Regions from separate parts of the Homo sapiens genome. Here all the other regions are linked to region 3. A link is a loop called in an ENCODE intact Hi-C map of the cell type or tissue named here. Cell type or tissue: endothelial cell of umbilical vein. All regions are shown on one strand.

Region 1 (5,000 bases), 270 kb before region 3:
TAATATGCAGTCAGCCTTGGGAACTACTGTTAAAAGTAGAACCAACCCTTAGCAAATAAAAGAATCGAGGAAGGCATGCTTTACAACAAAATATGACATATTTGCCAAATTCAAAATCTAAGTAGGTGTACTATAATTAGACGTGGAGATTGTGAAAGAGTATCATTGTTTCATGTAAAGATTATCCCAAAATACGAATTAAATATCCGCTAAAGATCTATGTGGTTGCTAAAAAAGCAGTGTATTTTTTATACCTTTCTTTTATGACCATTTCTATTAACGTCTATTTTACTAAGCCATCCTACATGTTTTGAACATCTTTATTCAACAAAAGCAATGTAGTTTGAAAAGATTTTTAAAAATGTGAGTTGAGGCTGGGCGCGGTGGCTCACGCCTGTAATCCGAGCACTTTGGGAGGCTGAGACAGGAGGATCATGAGGTCAGGAGATCGAGACCATACTGGCTAACATGGTGAAACCCTGTCTCTACTAAAAATACAAAAAAAAAAAATTAGCTGGGTGTGGTGGCAGGCGCCTGTAGTCCCAGCTACTCGGGAGGCTGAGGCAGGAGAATGGCGTGAACCAGGGAGGCGGAGCTTGCAGTGAGCCGAGATCACGCCACTGCACTCCAGCCTGGGCGACAGAGCGAGACTCCGTCTCAAAAAAAAAAAAAAAAAAAGAACGTGAGTTGAAATGTCTACTCCATCAAAGTACCCTCATTTGCAAGTTTAGTCAAACATTCTTCAGTATCTAATAATAAATAACAAGTAAGATGACCATGTCTGCATTATTTTTTCCCCAACAAAAATAGTCATCTTAATTATCCCTTATTATTGGACATTGTTGTTTTGGACCACACTACTAACATTTGCATCTGTCTTTTCTTACTGAAGCACATACTATACACACACACACACACACACACACACACACACACTCTCTCTCTCTCTCTCTCTCTCTAATACACATACTATCTTAGAAAAATGCTCTATAAAAACATAAACAGATTAATATAAGTTAAGATTAATTTGAAAATATGCTGTATACTTAATTTTTGTAAGCCTTTATCAGTGTCTTTATAATGAAATTTTTAAGCAATATACTTATTTTGCTGGGATTTTTTTCAAAACTGGTAAAAAGAACTGTTGAGATAAAATTTTAGGTATTTATTATGTTCATATAAGGAAACTCTGACTTGCTTTCATAGGCATAGATGTCACTCTCCTTTTCACTTAATTGATTTTCTATCTCCTAATAATTTTTTGTTTATCTAGTATCTGATTAATAACCAAAAACATCTGCACGTCTTCCTAATAGGAGGAATATGCGTAGCACAGATTGAGCTAGCAATGTTTGATGATTATGAGTATATATTTAGTTATCAGAGAGGTAAACCTGATCATTGCTATATTTTTTCAAAAGCATAAATTTCAGGTTTGAATATGCTCACAGAATACACATGCATATAAATTACATTAGTCAATGGGAGAAAGTTGGAAAAGGAATAAGGAAAGAAATCTTTAGTCTTATACTCAATTGGTGAACCTACCAACTCCATCACGTCTCAAGTCAGGTGGGCTTTGGAGGCCGATAGATTTATTATGCTTACAAAGCTGCAGGGAAAACTTTGGATAAGAAAACCTAAAAAGGTAAAAAGCAGCTGAAAGTATTGAAATATAAAGATTATTCAGTATTAAACCATCCGTAGTATTAAAGGTGGGAAGTACAAACAAATCTCACTGAAGCTAGCATACTAATGTGAGATTTATGCTGTTGATAACCATTTGCAATTAAGTATAATGTGCAAATACCATGGGATTATATGTTTCAGTTGTTAGAAATAGGAAAAAAAAAGGATTAGTTTTTGGCACTTCTTAAATTTAATAATAGCTGGTGTGCTGGAAAGAAAAATGAAAAAAAATCCTTTCTCTGGATTAGCAAAGAAAGAGCTAATATCTGTCAGTGAATACCATTATGATTTTTATACATGTCTCTGGTTTGGCTTCATTCATCGATTGCACAGATATTACTTAAATAAGACTTCAAGAGAGAATGCGGATTTTTGAAACTGAGGATTGGTCTCCAATGTTGTGGTTGCCAAGTAGTGGATTAACAAGCTGTCAGTGTGAAATCCATTCGTTTCTTCTTATCATTCAGGAAGCAGACATCCTGTCACTCTCTACCGGCTTCGTAACTTTCACAGGAAGGTAGAGGCATCACAGTGGCGGCTCCAGGTTTTATTTATATGGAACAATATTCTGATCATGATGTTTGACCTTTCCTATCAAATACCTTTGTTATCTTAATCAGTGTGTCATTGCCACATTCATGTGTTTTTGTTTTTATACAATATTATTAATTTGAACCATATGAAACTGCCATTTTGTAGTTCCAAAATGATCACGTATTCACAATGTCACCATTTCATATGGTTCAGCCTACTATTGATTTACTTATGGAAGAGTGAAGGAGCAGGGATAATTTTATAGCAAGTAGCAAAGAAAAGAGGAGAAATGCAAGTACCAAAGCAAAGAGGAGAAGAGTGTGTGTGTGTGTGTGTGTGTGTACTGAGAGTCTAATATGTGTTAGGCACATCTTATGCACCAGATATACAGCAAGAAACCAGATTAAGCCTCTGTTCTCATGGGGGTTACAGGTCTGCAGGGAAAATGGATAATAAAGTAGTGTACGAGAGAATTCCAGATGAGTTCTATGAAAAACATGTTATTCAGGGAAAGAGAACATAAAGAGACTTGGCAGGAGGTGTTGCAGGTAGGAGAGGGACAACTCTTTTAGACAGGGTGGACACAGAAGACCTCCTTCAGGATATGAGAGTTGAACAGAAATTTGAAAACAAAGAGAATATATCTCACAAAGAACTGAGAAAGCCGTGTTCTACAGTAATGGGCTAGCAAGTGTAAAGGCCATGAGGTGGAAAGGCACTGGACTGACTTAAAGAGGAACACGGTGGCCAGAGTGGCTTGAGCAAGTGATGGAAAGGGAGGGTGGTAACAGACAAGGTCATAAAATCAGGTGGGGCCAGATCTGGAGGGGTGGTAGCCTTAGCCAGCCTTGGGATTTTATAGGAAAGTGATGGAAAGTCACTGAAAAGTTTTGAGCAGAGGAGCACAATGATATTTTAAAAAGATTACTCTGGCTTCTATGTGGATAATTTCCTAAAAGGGAAAAAGAACAGAAGCAAGAAGTCCAGCTGCAAAGTCACTGAGATTGTCCTGTGAGAGACAGCTCAGCTTTGACATGGGCCTTAGGAGTGGACGTGCTGAGAAGCAGCAACAGGACCAGCTTCAATGGCATCCGGTGTGTGACCTGCACAGTCCCACAGGGTCCTGCACTCAGAGGGGCCCCCTGGATTAACGCTGTCCTGTTGCCATCTTGGAATTATTCATAAGTTTTGAACTGGGGGCCCTATATTTTCATTTTGCGCTAGACCCCACAAATTATCTCACCAGTCCTAAGAGGAAACGTTGTGTTTCCTCTTTGTTTAGATTTCTGTTCAACTTTCCCCTCCTGAAAGAAGCCTGGTCTGGCCACCCTGCCTAAAAGAGCCAAGGCATTCCGGCATTTAGAGGTAAAGAATAGGAGGAAGGGTCAGGAAATGAGATTGTGAGGAGCAGTCAGTAAAGGTCGAATGCCAACATGAAAAGTGTGTTATGCATGAAACAAAAAATTAAAAAAATTAAAAGGTAATTCATGAAAGGAGGGAAGTGGTCAACTTTGCCAAATGCTGCTGAAAGGTCAGATAAGGTGCAGACTTAGAATTAACCCCTAGATTATTTTTGAATGATAATCAGTTATCATAGCTGTTTATGGGGTAAATGTCCACAGCCTTTTTTTTCACTAAGGTAAAATTTACATAAAGTAAAATACTCTTTCTGGCTTAAAGTTCTGCAAGTTTTCAGAAACATACACAGTTGTATTATCACCACCATAATCATCACATAGAACTTTTATCAGGACTCAAATATCCTGTGGCTTTTTGTAGCCAACACCTTCCCCATAGCTAGCGACAGATCTGTTTTCTGCCTCTGTAGTTTCACAATATGTCCTATAAATGGAATCATTCAGCATGTGGCCATTTGAATCTGACTGTTTTTACTTAGTATAAAGCCTTTGAGACTCATCTTCTTATTACACATATCAGTAATTCCTTTGTATTTACTGATGAGTAGCATTGCAGTGTATAGATGGACCACAATTTGTTTCTTCATTCCGCTACTGATGATTCTTTCAGTTTTGAAAGTGACAAATGAATTCACAATAAATATTCACATAGAAATTTTTGTTTGAACATAGGTTTTCATTTCACTTGAGTAAATACTTAGCTCCTGGGTCATATGATAATTGTATGTTTAATTTTATGAAAAAAAAAAAACCTGAATGTTAAAACTGCTTTTCAAAGTTGTTAAACCATTTTTTATGACTACCAGCAATATAAGTGAATTCTAGTTGCTATATAGGTTTTTTTCTTTTAGTTTTAGCCATCCTAAAAGATGGCATATCATTGTCGTTTTAATTTCCATTTCCCTAATGACTAATGATACTGAGCATCTTTTCATGTACTTATCTTCCAACTCTATTATCTTCTTTGGTGGATTATCCATTCACATCGTTTATCCATTTTTTTCATTGAATTTGTTGTTCCCTTATTAGTGAGATATGAATATTCTGTATGTATTCTGTCCACCAGACTTTTATCAGTTATCTACTTTGCAAATATTTTCTCAGAGTCTGTGGCTTTTCTTTTTATTCTCTTACTAATGTTCTTCAAAGAGCAGAGGTTTCTAAGTTTGATTAAGCCCAAAATATCATTTTTTCTTTCATAAATCCTGCTTCTGCTGTCACAATTAAGAAATCTTTGCTTAACTAACACACGTTTAAAAATTTTTCCTAATGTTCTTCCAGAAATTTTATAGTTTTAGATTTTATACCTATGACCATGGGATTTTGTAAGATAGAAGTCATCGGTGACTTTTTTGAGTA
Region 2 (5,000 bases), 670 kb after region 3:
CAGAAGAATCGCTTAAACCTGGGAGGTGGAGGTTACAGTGAGCCAAGATCACGCCACTGCACTCCAGCCTGGGCAACAGAGCAAGACTCCGTCTCAAAAAAAAAAAAAAAAAATTTAACAACTAAAGTATATATCCGAAAAAGACTAGCACTGAACAAGATCTTAAGGGCCACCTGGGGGAAAAAACACTCTAATGTATCCAAAGAAATTGAGGTACAGAGGAATTGTCACTTGCCCAAGATCACAAAGCTAGGGCATAGAGGAGGCATGACCATATGACAGTAAACTATTAGTTCTAAGAAGTAGCAACCTTGCCTGCTAATGCATTGCTTTTCACATTGCATTCTCTGCCTCCACCACAGCTCCTGGAATATATCAAGGAATTAAGAAATATTGACTGAATAAACAAAGAATTAATGAAAAAAGCAAAAATGAGCCAGATCTCTTTCCCATCAAATATTGTGTGGACGAATACATTCACGGTTCAAAAAGAATATGCTATTTGTAATTTTCTTCTTGAGGTTGAATTGTGCATTTGATTCTTCAGACGCCACAATAAACTGCTGAACTAATGTGAGTGGCCTAAAGGAGGGGAAGTGCCACTCAAGGCAACTATGGTAATTCCGTCCTAAGGAATTATTTATGCATGATGAGAATCTGTCTGGAACATCAATGATGTCTTTATCTTCAACTACTACACACAGAGGACTCAGTCTGAGTGTGCTAATACTGTCTGCCCAGGTTTTCCCAGGACTTGCAAAATGTAAGCCTGATTGCTTAGAGAGGTTATGGCTTATTGCACATTATCTACACCCACTCATCCATCACTGTGAGACTTCGTGGTATACAAAGCAAGCTCCTCAAAGCAAGGGTTAGGATCTACTCTCTGATTATTCCTAGCTGTCGCCATATGTTGGCTTCCTGACAACAGACAGGACAGGTGCTGTCCCAGGAGACACTGCTGCAGAGAGAGGTTCCTACTTGACCACCATAACATCTGAAGTACCTAGCCCAGCTCCACAGTTGAAGGTCAAGTGGGAACAACCTGCATTCCTTCCACAGGTGTTGGCCTTTTAAAAGGAATGCAGACTTTGAGCTCCATTTATGTTTTCAAAATATTGCTTTTTCTTTGAACTAACATGGAATGTGTAACTTTATCCACAGACTGTGCAATTTTACAGCCACCCAATTTCTATGATATGACTCTTCAATATCTCAACTATTTTAAAAAATCCTTAGAGAATCCTACTATCAAGATCTAGAAAATAAAGTTTCTTCCTTTTTTCTTTGGAAAAGCTACATATAAATATGGGTGTGTGTGTGTGTGTGCCCCTTTATGCATATATGTATGTATTTTGTTGGTGTTTTTTGTTATTTGGGTCTTTTTTCTTAGGATGACAACCTTAATTAAAAGGGTCAGATTACTGAACAGCCACTTCTGACCCTCCTTTCTATGTCTGCAACACTGACTATTTAGCATAGGCCATTAAAGAACCAGAAATCATTCAGGGTAGGAAAAGGTCCTACTCCTTAATCACTTAGTCTTTAAAACAACACCAAATATGTTTGGATAATTTACAAAGATTCTACGAATTTTGCCAATGGCTGAAAAGCAATAAAAAAAAATTATGTTAATCAAATACATCAATTAAAACATTTAAAATATATGACCTCCAGAAATAAAGATTTTAGAGAACACCTCAGTTCTCTGGCTGTACTGATGTAACAGTCTTCTGGAACTATTAATAATACCTAACTCCCCCAAAATTTTGTAATACTGAAAAAAAACACAAACATAATAAACTTTTCATTTTATTTCACATATATATAATTTTCCAAGGTGAAATACACACACACATATACCTTTATAGAACTGAAATGCCAAATTCAAAACATCTACAAGATAAATTCAGACATCAGAAGGGGGTTTCCCACAATTACATTTGCAGTGCTATCAACAAAATCGGTTTATTTTAAGATTGCCTGCCCAATATATAAATTTCCCTTTGTGTTTGAAATACTTTTATCAGATAAGATAGCTTTTGTTTAAACTGCTATTTTCAGAATTTGCTTTGGGGGTTTTGAATGCACAGAGTGGAGTAACTTGAGATTTCCTATCCTGCTTTAAAATGTGTTTCTTCTGTCTGTTTGTATTTAGTAATTTCCTGTCAAATAACCTCACATAATTAACTTTCCTTGCTCCAACCTACTTCTTTTTTCCTATTCCTACTTCCTGAGGACAGTAATAAAATGCTGATTACATTCGGCTGTTATCTGCCTTTCCCTCCTTCTCCATCCCCCTTTCTCTCCCTTTGTGGAAGCCCCCACTCAGGTTTCAGCAGTTCATGGACAAAGAAAGACCTGGAACAGGAAGGGAAGCAAACCAGACTGCGGAAACTCTTGATCATCCATTCATCCATATTTACTGGGTAATGCTATTGCTGAGCCGGGCCCAGTAAGTAGTGGGAGATGTGCTCTGGTTTTTTTTTTTGTTGCTTTTTGTTTTTTTTTCTAAAATTCCACGAAATCCACAGACCAACTCCCCACTGCACTGTTCTGGTGCGTGTAGGAATGCCTCCCTTCTCCTTCCTGATCAAAGCTTGAGATGGCTGGGAAGAGAAGTCGTGCTAGGACAGGAAGAATGTCCACTAGCGTTTACAGAATTCCACTGACAGACAGAAATAGAAATTAAACCCTGCTATTTTTCATATAGCCTGCGTTACTTCTTGATAATTCATCTTTCTTTTCACACTAATTGTATACTTTGATCTAAATTAGGCAAGTAATTCACTAGCTGTATTACCTGGGCATTCCAAACACACACTTCCAAAGACATGGCATGGGGGAAAAAGCAAAAAATGTTGTGACTCTATTAAATATGAATTTATTTTGAGACAGGGTCTCACTCTGTTGCCCAGGCTGGAGTGCAATGGCATGGTCACAGCTCACTGCAGGCTTGACTTCCAGGGCTCAAGTGATCCTCCCACCTCAGCCTCCCGAGTAGCTGAGACTACAGGCACATGTCACCACGCCCAGCTGATTTCTTTTATCTTTTGTAGAAACAGTTTTATCATGTTGCTCAGGCCGGTCTCAAACTCCTGGGCTCAAGTAATCCTCCTGCCTCAGCCTCCTAAAGTGCTGGAATGACATGCATGCGCCACCACGCCTGGCCCAAATTTTAGTGTTAGAATCATACGTTCAGAACACAATGACTGATCATCTTCACATACATCAGGGTGCCCTAGCGCTATTGAAATGTTGGACCCAATAATTCTTTTTTGTGCAATGCTGTCCTATACATTGTAGGGTTTTGGTTGTGGTTTTACCCTAATACTATGAATATAGGACTCAATAATTCTTTGTTGTGGGGGGCTGCCCTGTTCAATGTCCTGTAGAATGTTTAGCTGTATCTATAGCCTCTACCCACTAGATGCTAGTTTTACCTTCACCTACCCCATTCATGACAACCAAAAATGTCTCTAGGCATTGACAAATGTCCCCTGGGTAAAAAAAAAAAATCACCCTCACTGAAAAGTGCTGATATACATTACACTCAGGGAAAAGAACCTGCTTCCTTACACACAAACCAAGTTGTAAAAAATCTAGCTACATCATCGTATGAAGAATTCAACCTTATAATTCCAGAAACGGCCTCTGTTCTGACCACTAAATATTTGAAGAAGTAAATGATGGTGACTTCATTTCATGAATATGCCTTGAGTTCACAAGTGGCAGACCCTGTTGTTCCAAACCTATTGCAAAGGGTAAAAGGGAAATCCCAAGGGACAAAAATTATAAACCTCATCATGGACCAGAAACAGACCACAAAGGCCAACTGGCAGGAGGAGCTAAGCCACAGGCTGCTGGAATCCAGAGCTATGAGCCAATGGTGCCTGGAGTTTGATACCTGATGGGCCCGTGGGTATAATTTACACCAAGCAGCTTCACTCCAGGGTGCATGCCTTAGAGAAACTCGTGAAGCACATCAGTTGGCATACACAAACAACAGTGTTCATAATGACACTGCTACTGATAGGAAAAATCTAAATGACCAAAAGTCTACTTATGGGAGAATGAGTAAATATATTGTAGTATATGCAAATGATGTAATATTATCCACAGCTGTAGTAGAAAAACTGCTGCTACCGGTAACACTAAGTCTTAGAAACATGATTCTGAATAAAGGGCAAGTCACAAGGTGACAGTATTTTTTATGAAGTTAAACATAAGCAAATCTTAAACCTATTACAGTTATTTTAAAAACCTACTGAAGCCGGGCGTGGTGGCTCACACCTGTAATCCCAGCACTTTGGGAGGCTGAGGCGGGTGGATCACAAGGTTAGGAGGTTGAGACCAGCCTGACCAACATGGTGAAACCCCGTCTCTACTAAAAAAAAAAATACGAAAATTAGCCAGGCACGGTGGCACGTGCCTGTAATCCCAGCTACTCAGGAGGCTGAGGCAGGAGAATTGCTTGAATCTGGGAGGCGGAGGTTGCAGTGAGCCGAGATTGTGCCACGGCACTCCAGCCTGGGTGACAGAGCAAGACTCTGTCTCAAAAAAAAAAAAAACCTATTGAAACCTATTTTTGAAAACCTAGTATGTATGTTTTTGAAGGCAAAAGAATGAGAAACACTATATTCAGACTAGTGGTTACCTCTGGGAAGGAAGTAGGAGGTTTTTATACATGTAGAGTGAACTCTATTGGAAATGTCTATGGTGAATTCACTTACTATTATGGTTCATAACATACCTACAGTTTGTAGGTGTATGTTCATGTGTGTGTATTTGTGCACCTTCATATGTATCAAATATTATATAACAATTTTATAATTTTTCTTCCAGGAAAAAGAAAAAAAGACCTAAGAAAAATGATGGTAAACTGAAAACAAAAGTAAATATTAAAGGATGTATTTCAATAAACTAAAAGGTGAAGCCAAAGAACAGTTATGGGATATAAGAAACCAGAAGCAAATAAATCAGTAAAATACCAGATGTCA
Region 3 (5,000 bases):
GTGTAACCAATCCCCAAAACTCTTTTCATTTTGCAAACTTGAAACTCTGTACTCATTAAACAATTCTCTCCTCCTTCCTTTTCTCAGCCTCTAGAAACCATCATGCTACTTTCTGTCCTTCCAATTCAAATGTCAGTCTGTAATTTTAACAAATTTACCATTATTGGCTTATTGTGTAGAAGCCTTGTTTCCTTACATTTTTTACAGCAAAAAACAAATACAATAAATACAATAATTTATCAGCTTTTAAAATTATAAATGATTTCAAAAAATATCCTTCTGCTCCTTCTCTAGTGCTAGTGTCTGTGTTTTGTGTTATACAATCACTTCATACAGTACTTACTTGTTTTGAAAAGAGATTGCCTCATCCTTGAAACAAATGGATTATTCTGTTTTAGTATTATTCAGTTTTATCTGAATCTAATTAGAATCATCCTTTCAAATCTTAAGATATAGGAGGTATCACTGTTCACACCGGTCAACTTTCTGGTACCGTGTTGTCTTTAATTTAGTATCTGTTGGTCTGAGAAACAATCTCATGGTGTTATGACTAGATTACCTTGTCTAGACATAAGGGAAGAATCTTATTCTGTCTAGTCTGAAGTTCTCTGTATTTCTTGCATTGCAGAAAAATCCCAAATAGTGAAGAAAATCTAAAATATTACTCACATCCATTTTGACCTCATTAGCATTTCATTACTGAGGAATATTGGGGTGGAGAGATGCATTAGAGATTGAAGCAGGGCCAAGGGGTGAAACAGTGTATTTGGATTAAATAGAGGTGGGCTTTTACAAAGCAGAAAGGTGGGTTTGTGCCTCCATGAGTATGCGTAGATGGAAATCCCCTACCTCATTAACCCATGTGCCTTTCTCACTCTGCCTCCAGGCTAAGTTTTCCTTAGTTGACTCTCCAACTTTTTCCTGACACATTTTTGACCCACATTTCTAGTTTCCACTGTTGAAACTGTATCTCTTTCCCTATTTTCATGAGCATTATAATGGAAAAATTGCAGAGGCTGAGTCAGACACTGCTGATCACCAACAATGTAGCCAGAATATCCTCTTTCATATTTAAAGAAGACGAAGCTGGTAATGCTTTCCCCCTCAACACCACATGCTCCATTCTGACCTAAAATCCAGTATAGGCTACCAGTCTTTTTAAAACTGCACACATAGACAAAGTATCTTTTGCCGATAACTGCAGATGGTCTTTGGAGACCCAATTCCTCTTTCCTACTACCATTGTCTTTACCGTTGTCTTTTCTTAGAAGTATCTTGGCAGGAGAAAATATACATAAATTGTGCAAATTGCCAACATTATATTGAGATGCTATTTGCAAGGATTTCTTTCTCAAATATATTCATTTTTTAACATCTTCAAATCAAGTTTAATTCTGATATGGTAAGTTTAAATTATGGAAGTATTTTTTATGGTCAGGGTTGAATGACTTTCAGCTTTTCAAATTCTATTTCATGTCCATAATACATGTTAGTTTAATGAATGGCCTTTGTGGAAGTGACAATAGCTAAATTATAAAATCTGTCAAAAATCCATTTTACTATGGTCTAGTTCTTTATTATTTGGTACAGGAAGGAAAGAACAAGTAGAAATAGAAAAGCATATAGTGTGAAATTCAGGCAAAAAATCATGGGCTAAAGCTTGAAATTAAAATCTCAACTACAGCTTAGCTGAAGAAAACAAAAACAATCTGCATCTAGAATGGGAGTGTGGGGTGTGTGTGTGTGTGTGTGTGTGTGTGTGTGTTCACTATGGCACATGGACATTCTATGAATTAGCTCATTGGCTATGACTGCTGTGTTTCTTATGGAAAGAATGGATGACTTGTTAGCATGATCTCATCCATCCTCCGGGAGCTGGAGGTTGTTTATGTGTAGAGGGAATTAACAATAATAATTCTGAAGAGAGGAAGTGTTTTGGAATGTCTAGAGTCAGCTGCCTAGATTCTATTTCTGGACCCATCAGTTTTTTGTTAGGAGGCTTTAGACAGGTCATATTTCCTTAGGACCGTTGTTTCAGTATCTGTTTGATTGGCATACGAATAGCTTCCATTTTATTACTTCATGGATATTTTGTGAGTTTTAATAACTTTAGGTAACACAACCTGCAAAATGGCTCTGAAATCTTTGGAGAACCTCCAGAACAAAGGAGGAAGTGTTACTTCTCTGGAGAAAATGTAATATCTTTTCATAGCAAGTGTTGTATGGTCTTTTTTTTAATGAAAATTCTCAAGATTGCCAAGCATATTCTATAAACTTTCTCTTCAGAATTGCCACTTTGCAGCTTCTCACCAGGAGCTATATGAGTTTCACATTACCTCAGGATTAGATATGTTGTTTGACACATTTTCTTATTATTTTTCAAAAGGGAAAAATCACAGTAAATTTAGGAGTCACTAGGTGACAGAAATTTCAGGACTGTTTTTGGAGTAACAGTTGTTCTTCATATTAAACATGCATCTGTGAGGACAAGTCCATTCCTCCTGGAGGGATGCCCTGGGCAGGCAAGTGTGTAGAAGCAGGTCATAACATTGTTTATCTGATTGGGACCAGAGACAAAGCACATAGGTGTTTGAGACTCAGCTCTAGGGAAAATGACTAAACAAATGGGTTTGCAAGAATCTCGAGACCAAGTAGGAACATTCATCTCTGCCAATTAATAAGAAAAACTTAAATTTTCAGCACACTTTACAGTCTAAAACAGCACATTCATGTATGTAGTTTCACAAAAACTGTGCAGAGCAATGTATTGTTTCAACATGAGAAAACTGAAAATTGGAGTTATTAATACTAATTGATTTGTCCAAGGTTGCACAGCTAGAGAGTTAGTACTCTAAGCCTGGTATTTTGATTCTTCACCTGGTGATTTATGCTGTACTCTTGATTCTATACATAGGAGGGAAAGGGGAACTCTTACATTTCATCCTTCCTACCTGCCTTCCTGCAAACTTTTATTCTCTACTTACTGCCAGTTGAGAGTCACTGACATAGTCAGCCATCATTACTGTGGAATGGGTTTCCTTCAGATGTTTGAGGGCAGAAAATAACTTGGCGATCACAGAATATAGCTTTTTTTGCGGGTGTTTTTCTTTCCTTTTTATGTAAATGTTGACACTATATCATGAACATGAAATACGTTTCTTCATTTTCTCAAGCAATGACTCTATAGTATACTCAGAAACTTGTGACCTTGTTTATCCTTACTCAGAATAGAAGTTTGGCTGCTGTTTTATGCCCTGATAACAGCACTAGCCACCTCCACTCCCTCTATCTAAAACTAACATTTCCCAGGCCTAATTCCCTTCACTGCTAGTGCTCTAAGTTTTTTTTTACTAACGTACATTCTAACTGAAAACACATGACACTGGAGAGATTAAAACCCCTCCAATACATAACCGAAGAAACATTTCATAACTTGACTTTTCTCTGGACTATATTCCAATGAGATTTTCATGTGGTGCAGATGTTGAGCTTCACATTGGCATCTATGTTTTGGCATAAACTTGAAGAGAGAAATAAAACGAGCTTGTTTTCTTGTGAAAATCTCATATCAGCCCTCGGAGAAAGGAACAGGGAACTGTTTCAAGAAAGACATACCTTAATTTTGTTGCAAATCCTTTTCTGCCTTCCAGCCTTCAATATCAATATGTCACACTAAATTATTTCATTAAGTACTTCATCTCCTTTGTAACCTGCTTGTCTTTGAGGACAAACTTCAGAGCTGCCATGTACACATCTGCAATATTTCTACTCAAAGGACACATGCTGACTCTTAACTGGAAAGCGATGTGCATTCTTTTCTTCTTCCCTTCATAAATATATATTGCAATTGCCACTGTTATTTAAAAAATTATCCTTTGGTCCTTAGTGATCTACCATGCTCTACTCTCCCTTCATTCTTAAGCTGACCTTGCTCTCTCAAAAAGACAAGAAGACAACCTTAAGTGACAACGAGACAAATTTCATTTTGTTGGGAACTGCCTTTTCAATTATTTCTCTCTTCTCGATTTCTCCTTGCTGACCTGGTCCAAGCTGTTACTTTGACAGGGGTCCCTAACCTCCAAATTAAAATATGCAAATTGTTATGCTTCCTGCACTAGGGCCGGTATAGTCTATGCATTGTAATTGCAAAAGATTGTTCTGTTCCATTTTACACCAGAAGAATATAGTTACCTACGTCTGCCATTTCCTATTATGAGAAAAATAATACCTTGCAGACTGATACATTATAAGCAATACATTTATGCATTAGTATATTTCTACTTCGAAAACGAAAGATTATTATTTTTCATGACCCACATTCTGCCACAAGGAAAATATATCCAGGTATATCCAAATAGTCTCAAAGACTTGTGTATATATTTTACATGTTTCTATATTGGGACTTAGTCTAATTTAATTTGAAACATCACTGAATTTTTAAGTACTTAATTTTTATGTAACAGACTTGAAATATGGAACATTTACTAGTCAATGAATTTTTCTTCCTATCTCTCTTCTAGTACATTTTTGGAGATTGGATGCTTTCCCTAGTCACCTGATCAATCCGTACTGTTCCAGGCTGATAGGCAAGGCATTTTCAAGATCATCATACGTATTCTTTATCTCTGTGTACAAACAGAATATTTTCCCATTATTTTTAAAAGTTATCTTTCTCAACCCCATAAAAAAATTGACTTTATAAATATCCATTGTGTTGGGCCGGGCGCGGTGGCTCACGCTTGTAATCCCAACACTTTGGGAGGCTGAAGCGGGTGGATCACTTGAGGCCAGGAGTTCGTGACCAGCCTGGCCAACATGGAGAAACCCCATCTCTACTAAAATTACAAAAATTAGCCAGGTGCAGTGGCACACACCTGTAATCCCAGCTACTCGGGAGGCTGAGGTATGAGAATCACTTGAGCCCAGGAGGCAGAGGTTGCAGTGAGCCAAGATCGCACCACTGCACTCCAGCCTGGGTGACAGAGCGAGACTCTATCTCA
Region 4 (5,000 bases), 140 kb after region 3:
TATAATTACCAATACCTTTCAGTCTCCCCCAAAGAACTCTCAAACTCAATTACTGTTTCCATTACTGATTTTTGCCCTCCTTATGTCTGAGGCTCTTAGTCACCATGGAGACTAGTTTTCTGCCAGATAAGAAAACTGACAAAGTAAACTAAGTTTCCATGGGCACCCAAAGAACAAGTGGGAAGAACTGTCATGACAATGTGACCGAACAACCCAGAGCACAGCAGGGAAGAGACGATCCTGAGTTCTTTGGCCAATTTCTCTTGGCAACTATACAAGTTAGTCCTGTGTGGCAAGCGGCTGAGCACTGTGATGGTTAATGGGTGTCACCCTCTACCTGAGAGTCCTGATGGGTGAAGAAAGGTTATCTATGGGGTGCTCTGCTCCTCACTCCCGTTTTTGGAGGTACTAAACCAAGTTACGTGAGGTCAGTATTGGGACTGTGCTCCTACACTGGGCCCCAGCCAACCAAACTAAACCAGAATGAAGTCACTCACGCTAAATACCACATAATTAAACTAAACTCTGAAACAGGCCAGTTTTCAAAAATTTTAAAAAATAAATAAAAATAAGCAAACAAACACAAAACCAGGAGATTGACAGCAATCAACCAGAAGAAACCTAGTTTACCTGAGCTGGCATATTAAGGAATTTCCCACTGCTGAAACCTATAAAGAAAGTCATTCTGGAATGATCAATCCACTTTTCATTCTTTGTCTCTGCCTTCTTCAACCTTTTTCTAACTGAAAGCCACTCTCCTCTGCTCAGCTCATTGCAACACACTCTCTATTGTATAGAATTCTGTTTTGTAGAATGAGGTGTTGCCCAATTTTTTTTTTTTTTTAATTTGAGACGGAGTCTCGCTCTGTCGCCCAGGCTGGAGTGCAGTGGCGCAATCTCGGCTCACTGCAAGCTCCGCCTCTGGGCTTCATGCCATTCTCCTGCCTCAGCCTCCCGAGTAGCTGGGACTACAGGCGCCCGCCACCACGCCTGGCTAATTTTTTGTATTTTTAGTAGAGACGGGGTTTCACCGTGTTAGCCAGGATTGTCTGGATCTCCTGACCTCATGATGCGCCCGCCTCAGCCTCCCAAAGTGCTGGGATTACAGGCGTGAGCCACCGCGCCTGGCCAATGTTGCCCAATCTTAGAATCACAACTACAAGCCAAATAGATTGTTCACCAATGAGAACACATGGACACAGGGAGGGGAACATAACACTCCGGGGCCTGTAGGGGGGTTGGGGGTAGGGGAGGGACAGCATTAGGAGAAATACCTAATGTAGATGACAGGTTGATGGGTGCAGCAAACCACCATGGCATGTGTATACCTACGAAACAAAACTGCACGTTCTGCACATGTACCCGAAAACTTAAAATATAATGAAAAAATAGATTGTTCAAGTAAATGTGCTGTAATTTTGTCTTTTGACTGAAGGAAAAACCTGACATATATCCTGACGATGTTGACAAAAGCCATAGGTCATGAGGGGCAAAATGACATAATTGTTGCTTATTTAAATTAGCTCATTTTTTAACTTTAACTTTTATTTTAAGTTCAGGGGCACATGTTCAGGTTTGTTATATAGATAAGCTTGTGCCATGGGGGTTTGTTGTACAGATTATTTTGTCACCCAGGTATTAAGCCTAGTAACCATTTGTTGTTTTTCCTGATCTTCTCCCTCCTCCCATCTTCCACCCTCTAGTAAGCCCCAGTGTGTGTTTTTCCCCTCTATGTGTCCATATGTTCTCATCATTTAGCTCCCACTTATAAGTGAGAACGTGCAGTGTTTTGTTTTTGGCTCCTGCATTAGTTTGCTAAGAATAATGGCTACCAGCTCCATCCATGTTCCTGGAAAGGATATGATCTCATTTTTTTTACGGCTGCATAGTATTCTATGGTGTATATGTACCACAAACTTAAGACATAGAGTAAAAGGAAGACAAGCCAACTTGAGGACTCAGGTCTTTGGGAACTAATTGTCGGTTTGCGTGGCACTGTCTCCGTTTACTTCAGTAGAGGATTTCTATGAAATATCATGAGCTTGGTTACCTCTTTTAGCATTTGGAAAATAATAAAGATGTATTATCACATTCTTTCATCCCCCTTTTAGTGGCCCAGAGCAAGATATCATGGAATTAAGGAATTCTATAAACTCATCTTCACAGTCTCTTTAGTGCAAAATAACATTGCCAGGACAAATGAGGATGCAAACAAGGAAGATTTAAAAGTGACAACACCTTTTGGTCAGAGAAGCCAGCATCTTAACAACCCAAGGCAGACAACAAGTGTTTAATGAAAGTTACAGAAATAGATGCAGGAAACAGACAGAGAGGGTGAGGAAGCAGCGCGGCGGAAAGTGGGATTTAGGACACAATGGGGAAGCCCTGGTGGAAGTTTCCAGCACATACACACCTGCTTAGGAGTCTGGGAGGCACTGGCGTGTGTCAGAGACAGGGGGAAGAAGCACATAAATAAGTGAAAATGAGAGCAGATTGGAAAAAGGCAGAGAGAGACTTTAACTCTACTACCCACTCAATTTGCCACAATTTCAGGAGTTCATGGTAATATCTAATACATAGAAATGTCAAAACGAAAGTAGAGATAGAAATAGAAATATGAAAAAAAGAAATAATATAAATTTTAAAAAATGAAACTGAAGATCCTATTTATTTTATTTTACTTTCTGGTGGCCAGAATTAAAACCAGGTGCAAAAATAACCAGTAGATTCTAGATCATGTTGGCATATTTTACACTCAGTGTATCATGTCGCCCCTATAATGTGAAAAACAGTTCAGGCAACAGGACACTGGAAAGGGGATCTAGAAGGTCATGAATCTCTATTTCTAAAGAACACTGCCCCAGGCAGCTTTACACCTCGCTCTGTGTTTTCTCCTCTTACAGTGAACTTAGCTGACCCTTGTCCTATCATGGAATATATATCTTTACTCGAATTATTTTAGAAAGTTTACAATAAGTTGAAATAATAACAATGATAGCCATGGAGGCTGCCAGGGCACCTAGTCAAAAACTACAATCATCTGGAGCTAGGAGGAGCCAAAGGGTGTGTTTGTTTTGGCTCAGGATCCAGCTGCAGGCTGCCTGAGTTTGCCAGCTACATTTCTGTCAACAGAGAGAAACTATTATAACAAAATCCATGTTGATCAGGAAGTGTGACCACAGTGAGGGACGCTGAGGAAGTGCTGTTTTTATAATGCATTCTGAAAATGTGTCCTGAGCCTGTTAGTGGCAATAGGAAAATTCCCCCTCTATCAATGCATTCACCTGCAAACCCCACAGGGGCAGAGACCGGGAAGATCTGCCTGTACAATAGGTTCTGCTGCGGGCTAAACTGATTATCCTCAGAGCTCTTTTAGAGTCTGGGTGTGGTTATCACTCCTTTTTTCCTACCTTCTTAGTTCTCTCTCTTATGTTTTAAGTCCTTTATTGCTGACTTACATTTCCCCTTTTCAATTCTCTCATTGGACTGTCCCTTGGTTTGAGGCTAGATGTGCAAAAATCCTTGTGTGTGAATATACTGATAAAGCTAAAGGAAGCGGGTCTCTCCCTGAGCCCTGTCAACCTTCCTCCTGCTTCTGGGACATTCCTTGACATCAGATTTTCCAGGCCCCTGGCCACCACAAATGCATGACCGCCTCACCTCCCACTTCCACTGCCACCCATGCCACTCTGGCCTGGGGAAGTCCCAGGGCAGGACCAAAAAGACGAGGTTGCCCTTGCTCTGGAGTTCATCCTGACATCAAAAGTCACGTCCACACAGGGTCAGCCTTGCTTTGACAACGTATACCCAGCACCATTTCAAATACTTTTCATGGGTTCTACTATCATCCTTCAACAACCCTGTGCTGTTGGTTATGTGATCTCTTTTACAGATGCAGAAACTGAAGCTCACAGTCTCTATACGACTTGCTCACATTTACATGGCCAATATTTGGCAGAGGTGGGATTTTGGTCTTTGAATCACATTCTGGCAGTGTAGGCATGTCTGTTCTTTAAAGCAGAGCTTCTCATACTTCATGATGCTCAGGAATCACCTAAGGACCTTGTTAAAATGCAGACTCTAATTCAATAGGCCTAAGTGAGGCCCCAGAATTTACATTTGTAACATGCTTCTAAGCAGTGGCCGTGTAGGCCTAGAGCCACACTTTGGATACCAAAGCTTTCAAGAAGCTTTACAAATTAAGCCCTAAGATGAGTAACCTGTGGGTGAGAAATGCTTATTAATTATTTGGGAAACTTTAGTATAAGTATATAGATGCAAAGACTACCGTGGGTTCTTTGGGAAAGTTTGTCACTCGCAGAAGTTTCACTGCGTGAGGCCACAGAAGGATGATATTTCTTTCTGGTTGTCTTGATACCAAAACTTGGTTCTGAGACAAAGACTGGAGCAGGGACCTAATAGTAGTTGTCTTACCAAAAAAAAACCCATCCTCATTAGCAGCCAATCCCTATTGCCTCCCTCCCCACAGCCTCTGCCAACCATTTATCTACTTTCTGTCTCTAGATTTGTCTATTCTGAACATTTCATACTAATGGAATCATACAATATGTATCCTTTTGTGCCTGGCTTCTTTTACTTTGCATAATGTATTCAAGGTTCATTCATGTTGTAGCATGTATCAGTACTTCATTCCTTTTCATCGCTGAGTAATATTTCATTGTATGAACATATTACATTTTGTTTATCTACTCAACAATCCTGCCACTCAAGAAGGATCGAAAAGAAAAGTTAAGAAATGTTGAAATAATGTGGATTGTTGTAATATTAAGTCAATAGACAGTTACCTACAAGAGGAAACAGAAACACTGGATTTGTTTGTTTGCAAAGAAGCAAGTGAACCTTAGCCATAAAGCATCCATTTAAAAGCGAGATATCTGGAGTCAGATTCCCTAGATTCAATTCACCAGTAATCAACTTGTTAAGTTGAAGAAACACTTAACTTTTCTTTGCTTCCGTTTTCTCATCTACAAATGGGGATG

Evidence for each region. Hi-C counts contacts between places; a loop is a spot of excess contacts. Peaks named below come from ENCODE experiments on the same cell type or tissue, not always from the same donor. Only the 100,000 strongest peaks of a DNase experiment are listed, where the experiment ranks them.
Region 1: a loop joins it to region 3, with 8 times the contacts of the local background. A loop is called at or near these places in 2 of 110 quality-filtered maps.
Region 2: a loop joins it to region 3, with 5 times the contacts of the local background. A loop is called at or near these places in 2 of 110 quality-filtered maps.
Region 4: a loop joins it to region 3, with 4 times the contacts of the local background. A loop is called at or near these places in 3 of 110 quality-filtered maps.

What each region holds. Positions count from the first base shown.
Region 1 is chr6:22,881,817-22,886,816 of GRCh38, reverse strand. No RefSeq gene overlaps it. Among named protein-coding and RNA genes, the nearest start is that of LINC03005, 170 kb to the right of the region's middle. In endothelial cell of umbilical vein, no CTCF peak of the experiment used is centred here; DNase peaks (open chromatin) are centred at 2,216 and 3,556; H3K27ac peaks cover 3,788 bases.
Region 2 is chr6:21,945,371-21,950,370 of GRCh38, reverse strand. The region is part of intron 5 of CASC15 (cancer susceptibility 15); the gene reads right to left. Among named protein-coding and RNA genes, the nearest start is that of NBAT1, 200 kb to the left of the region's middle. In endothelial cell of umbilical vein, no CTCF peak of the experiment used is centred here; a DNase peak (open chromatin) is centred at 2,310; H3K27ac peaks cover 1,437 bases.
Region 3 is chr6:22,610,755-22,615,754 of GRCh38, reverse strand. No RefSeq gene overlaps it. Among named protein-coding and RNA genes, the nearest start is that of HDGFL1, 44 kb to the right of the region's middle. In endothelial cell of umbilical vein, no CTCF peak of the experiment used is centred here; DNase peaks (open chromatin) are centred at 1,904 and 3,194; H3K27ac peaks cover 1,365 bases.
Region 4 is chr6:22,469,334-22,474,333 of GRCh38, reverse strand. All of the region lies in intron 4 of LOC105374971 (a long non-coding RNA gene), which reads right to left. Among named protein-coding and RNA genes, the nearest start is that of HDGFL1, 98 kb to the left of the region's middle. In endothelial cell of umbilical vein, no CTCF peak of the experiment used is centred here; DNase peaks (open chromatin) are centred at 2,383 and 3,093; H3K27ac peaks cover 1,332 bases.